2 separate regions of the Homo sapiens genome follow, and region 2 is linked to region 1. Evidence: read pairs that join two places in POLR2A ChIA-PET (ENCODE). Cell type or tissue: K562. All regions are shown on one strand. Links, peaks and the distances in the headings refer to the core of each region. The heading gives the core; the rest is flanking DNA. Region 1 overlaps ATR (ATR checkpoint kinase). Region 2 overlaps ATR (ATR checkpoint kinase).

Region 1 (2,922 bases), core at 1-2,500:
AACTCCTTACCAAGGCCTCTAAGGTTCTACATAATCTGGCTCAGCCTGCCTCTGACTTCATCACCTTTTATCCCTCTTTTGCTTACTTTACTCTAGTGATACTGACCTTGTTTCTCCAGGATACCAAGGCTGTTCCTGCCTTTAATCGTTTGCTGTTCCTTCTATCTGAACACTGGATGGTTTCATTTAGATGTCATTTCAGAATCACCTTCTCTGATTTTCCTACTTGAGATTGCTTTGTAGTTGTAAGACATTTTCAAATGTGATAGTTGCTATTAAAATGTTAAATGGAACAGTGGGATGTGGAGGAGGTTCTGAGGAGCAGCAGCATTAGCCACTAGAGGAGATTTGATGGTGTAAAGAAGCTAGTCACGTGAATCTGGGATGGAATAGGAAGTACAAAGGCCCATAAGTGGGAATGAGCCTGCTTTTTTTTTTTTTTTTTTGAGACGGAGTCTCGCCCTCTCCAGTGGCGTGATCTCTGCTCACTGCAACCTCTGCCTCCCGGGTTCAAGCGATTTTCCTGTCTCAGCCTCCCTTTCCTGTAGCTGGGACTACAGGCTTGCACCACCGAGCTAATTTTTATATTGTTAGTGAAGATGGGGTTTTACCATGTTGCACAGGTTGTCTCCAACTCCTGACCTCAAGTGATGCACCCACCTCAGCCACCATGCCAAGGCTGAATGAGCCTACTTTTAAAAGGATAGTAAGAAGGCTGGAGCACAGGGAGTAAAGAGGGGAGTGGTATGAGTTAAACAGGGAGGGGTAGGCAAGGGCCACATCCTTCAGCACCTTGGAGGCTAGAAAAAGGAGTGAGATTTTATTGTGTGATGGGAAACCATTGGAATCTTTTAAACAGGGAAATAAGCAAGTTTTTTAAAACTTGCTTAATTTTTACTTCCTTAAAATCCTTCAGTGCTTACACATTGCCTTCAGTGTAAAATCCAAACTACTTAGCCAGTCCTTTGAAATTTAACCTTATCTTCCCTCTTCAGCTGCATCTCTAAAGGCTTTAGCCACATAGAGCCTCTTACAGTTTCCAGTGCTTGGACTACCCTCCCTCTTACCCTTATTTCACTGCCTTGTCCCTTAGGGAGTCAGTTTTGTATCACCTCGTTAAGGAAGCCATGACTGACAGGGCCCTGCTCAGGGCTGAGTGTCCCTTTGTGTTCTTTCTTGGGCCTGTCAGTTCTTAACCATAATTACCTCTTGTTTGTCCTTTAATCTGCAAATTATTTTAGGGCAGGTGCATTCTGTCTTGGTTATCCTGGTATTTGATGCTTACCTCAGAGGAGGTGCCTAAGCTTTATATAATACTTACATTAATACTCAAATTTTATAGTATGCTTTTGAAAAGTTATACCCTCTTAGCTCAGTTCCAGGGTAGAAGTCACAAAATAAGAAGTGCTCACTCCTGTGAGTTTTCTTTCTTTTTTCTTTTTTTTTTTTTTTTTTTGAGACTGGCTCACCTGTTGCTCAGGCTGGAGTTCAATAGCATGAACATGTCTCACTGCAACCTCTGCCTCCTGGGGTCAAGCGATCCTCCCACCTCAGCCTCCCAAGTAGCTGGGACTACAGGTGTGTGCCACCATGCCTGGCTAATTTTTGTATTTTTGTAGACGGGGTTTCACCATGTTGCCCAGGCTGGTCTCAAACTCCTGGGCTCAAGTGATCCGCCCACCTCAGCCTCCCAAAGTGCTGGGATTACAGACATGAGCCACCACGCCCGGCCAAGTTTCTTTCTTCTGATAGTAGATCTAATGAATGGTAATCAATTTACATTTTTCTAAAACTGATTTTTAAAAATTACACAAATAATACATGAGTACATAATCTTTACAAAATGAAACTTTGTAAGAAACTCTGACCACTACCCACAATCCTGGCTCCTCTTCCCATGTTCCTCTTTGTTCACATTTTTAAATGATACTTGTGAAATTACTGTGGTTTATCATAATGTCTCCTGACTTTGTCTAAAACAATTCATGTTACCTTGTAATTACAGATTTTGAATTTTTTGTTAAATTTGTGATGCCCTATACTATGGTAGCCACTAGCCAAATGTGACCATTGACCACCTCACATGCGGCTAGTCTAAATTGAGATGTGCTGTAAATATAAGATACACAGTGGGTTTCAAAGACTTAGTACCAGAAAAAAGAATGTAAAAGATCTCATGAATAATTTTTATATCGATTACACATTCACCTAATATTTCAGATATATTGTTAGGATCAATTGTTTTTTTCCTGTTTCTTTTCTTAATGTGGCTACCAGAAAATAACAAAATTATGGCTTACGTTATATTTCTATTGGCCAGCGCTGATTTAAATAAGATACATAGCACTAAGTTGTTTTGCTTTCATATGCAAATGTAACTACTTGTTCTTTGATTCTTTTTTTTTTTTAAGGACTTTATTTAGTAGCATATACAAACTTGCTTTTTTTTTTTTTTTTTTTTGAGATGAAGTCTCACTCTGTCATCCAGGCTGGAGTGCAGTGGTGCGATCTTGGCTCACTGCAACCTCCACCTCCATGTCCCAGCGATTCTCCTGCCTCAGTGCCACAGCTTCCCAAGTAACTAGGATTATAGGCGCCCACCACCACGCCTGGCTAATTTTTCTATCTTTTAGTAGAGAAAGGGTTTCACCATGTTGGGCAGCCTGATCTGGAACTCCTGACCTGAAGTGATCAGTCCGTCTCAGCCTCCCAAAGTGCTGTGATTACAGGCATGAGCCACCACGCCTGGCCCTTTGATTCTTTGTGTCTAGAGTTTATGTTACTTAAAAACATTTGTTAATTTCAGTAAGTTTTTCTATTAAGCAAGTTCTAGGTGATGTAGCAGAGGCAAAAAGAAATAAAATGCATTTTCTCTCCTATAAGAGCTTACGGTCTAATGGCACTTTAGGACATGCAGAGAGA
Region 2 (2,922 bases), core at 187-2,686, 76 kb after region 1:
GATTATTAAATGGAAAATTGTACCTAGCCTAGGATCTAAACATATGGCAGAAATTCAGAAAGTATGATTAATAAAAAAGAAACATGAGGAAAGCCTAGCGGTTTCTGTGTAGTCATGATCTCAAATATCACTGGTCATCCTAATGTCACCTAAGTAGAATGCTTAGAACAAAATAATTAGCCTATATCATACTGGTTTTGCAAACTCAAATTTTAAACTAACTGAAAGTAGTTTAAAAATAGGTATATATTTTACGTAGCTAGTTTTATATACTTTGTTATGCCATTGACAAATCATTGTAACTTTCTTTTGCTCTTGGTATTGTTCTAGATACCTCCCAACTGTCCGTAAGTTATACCACTGGCCCCCCTGTATTTTTGTCTTAAATTTAATTCAGAATTCTGAGTTATTGGAATTGCTTACCTCTGAATTTATGTGTGTTCAGTTGGCTCTTTTTCTTCCTTGCTCTTTGTTCAAATTAAGCATGCAGCTATTTTTACAATGGGCTTAGTTATTATTCAGGAATTAACTCTGCTCTAATATATGGCACACTTTAATTTGTTGAAGAATGTCATTTTAAATGGTGTATCAGAAGTAATTAGTGAAAAAATATTTTTGAAGGATGGAAAGATTAAAATTTTCTGGATAGTTTCTGGATAGAGATAATTATTTTATATCTAAGAACAAAATACAATATAATGCAAATTCAATAAATATAATAAATAGAGTATGTAAACCAATGAAAAATCTCTGAATGTCACCTTAAATAAATTAAAGTTTAGTTGATATGGGTTTCTTTTAATAGGTCCGAGTGGACAGATGAATTAAACACGTACAGAGTGGAAGCAGCTTGGAAATTGTCACAGTGGGATTTGGTGGAAAACTATTTGGCAGCAGGTAAAATTACTTCTTAAAATATAAGCAGTTTTAGGATGGGTGCGGTGGCTCACGCCTGTAATCCCAGCACTTTGGGCGGCTGAGGCGGGCGGATCATGAGGTCAGGAGATCGAGACCATCCTGGCTAACACAGTGAAACCCCGTCTCTACTAAAAATACAAAAAATTAGCTGGGCGTGGTGGCACGCGCCTGTAGTCCCAACTACTCGGGAGGCTGAGGCAGGAGAATTGCTTGAACCTGGGAGTTGGAGGTTGCAGTGAGCTGAGATCGCGCCACTGCACTCCAGCCTGGGTGACAGAGTGAGACTCCATCTCAAAGAAAAAAAAAAAAAGCGGTTTTAATATGACATAAATATTCAGACTTAAGTAACTTAGCAACATTCATACTTAATATCTTAGCCTGTTTTATGATTGCCTTGTTTAGTTGTTCAAAGTAGAATGAAACCAGGCTGGGCATGGTGGCTCACACCTGTAATCTCAGTGTTTTGGGAGGCCAAGGTGGGAGGATTGCTTGAAGCCAAGAGCTCTAGACCAGTCTGGGCAAAATACTGAGACTGTCTCTGCAAAAATGTTTTTTAAAAAACTTAGCTGGGCATGGTGGCTCATGCCTGTTCACCTACTCAGGAGACTGAGGTGGGAGGATCACTGGAGCCCAGAAGTTCAAGGCTGCAGTGAGCTATAATCATGCCATAGCCCTCTATCCTGGACCACAGAGTGAGACTCTGTCTCAAAAAAAAAAAAAGGAATGAAGCCACCTGTTTGATATTTCAGCTGACCATTTTATCTAATGAAATAAAGCTGACTCTTGGACCCAGCTACCGTGACATTTCTTGACTCTTCATTTGTTTTTCAGATGGAAAATCTACAACATGGAGTGTCAGACTGGGACAGCTATTATTATCAGCCAAAAAAAGAGATATCACAGCTTTTTATGACTCACTGAAACTAGTGAGAGCAGAACAAATTGTACCTCTTTCAGCTGCAAGCTTTGAAAGAGGCTCCTACCAACGAGGATATGAATATATTGTGAGGTATTTTGGAATTTCCATTTTTATATTTCTGGCCTATAAATGTCACCTGACAGGATTGGAAAATTTTTTTGAGTAAATAATTGATAGTGAGTTTGGTTTCATGCATAGCTACACTAGACAGCTCTTTCATTCTTTTTACCTCACAATCACCCTACAGTTAAAATTCTAACATACATCCTTTTAAGGAAAGGCAACTATGAGACTAATGAAAAACATAATAAAAATATCTTATGTTTGTCCTCTTGTAATGTCATAGTTTGCTTTCTATATAACCAAATATAATATAGACATCTATAGCACCTGGCACATTGGTGCTTGGTATTTGTTGTTTCCCTTTCCTTTTCATTTAGAAATGTGTTTGATATTTCCCCCCAAAAATATAGGCATCACATTACTAGAAAGAATATTAACTTTTATAGGTGAAGAAGAAAATGTTGGAAAACATTTTAGGTCTATGAATTCTACCTGAGGAAAAATGATAAACTAAATATTGTAATTAAGGTATAAGAAATTTACTACATAGCACTGTTTTTTTAAGTTAGAAGAATTCATTATATTTAGTATCAACCCGTTTGGTGATATCTTAATGAAACTAGAGATTGGACCACTGAGTTTAATTCTGTTCTGTAGCTACTCAGCTATATCCTTGTACCTTGAACACTGAATCATAGACACTGACTATCATACAAGGGGGAAAAAGCTAGTGTGAATGTATCAAAGTTTCCATCACTCTTAGAAAAAAACTACATTAATTTCATAATTTTTTACTATCATCTGCTATGCCAGGCCCTCTTATAGTAGCACCAGCAATATATGCAAATACCTCATGTTGGTTTATAATGGATCCATATTTTCTTTTATCTTCATTTAGGTGGTAAATTTTGGTTTCATACATTTGAATTTAGTTTTATCCATCATTCTCCAGTTTAATTAGGAATTTGGGATTCACTGCAAATCCCTAAATATTTATTTTAAAAGTTTAATGTAATTAATTT

The links. ChIA-PET counts read pairs that join two places held together with the same protein. Peaks named below come from ENCODE experiments on the same cell type or tissue, not always from the same donor. Only the 100,000 strongest peaks of a DNase experiment are listed, where the experiment ranks them.
Region 2: POLR2A ChIA-PET joins it to region 1 with 5 read pairs; 9 of 35 experiments call an interaction of 5 or more read pairs at or near these places.

The regions. Positions count from the first base shown.
Region 1 is chr3:142,572,993-142,575,914 of GRCh38, reverse strand. The region is part of intron 1 of ATR (ATR checkpoint kinase); the gene reads left to right. Among named protein-coding and RNA genes, the nearest start is that of ATR, 4.3 kb to the left of the region's middle. In K562, for the core only: no CTCF peak of the experiment used is centred there; a DNase peak (open chromatin) is centred at 1,044.
Region 2 is chr3:142,497,602-142,500,523 of GRCh38, reverse strand. ATR (ATR checkpoint kinase) reads left to right here. Exons shown (of 47, transcript NM_001184.4): 31 at 806-897; 32 at 1,750-1,927. Among named protein-coding and RNA genes, the nearest start is that of XRN1, 51 kb to the right of the region's middle. In K562, for the core only: no CTCF peak of the experiment used is centred there; no DNase peak of the experiment used is centred there.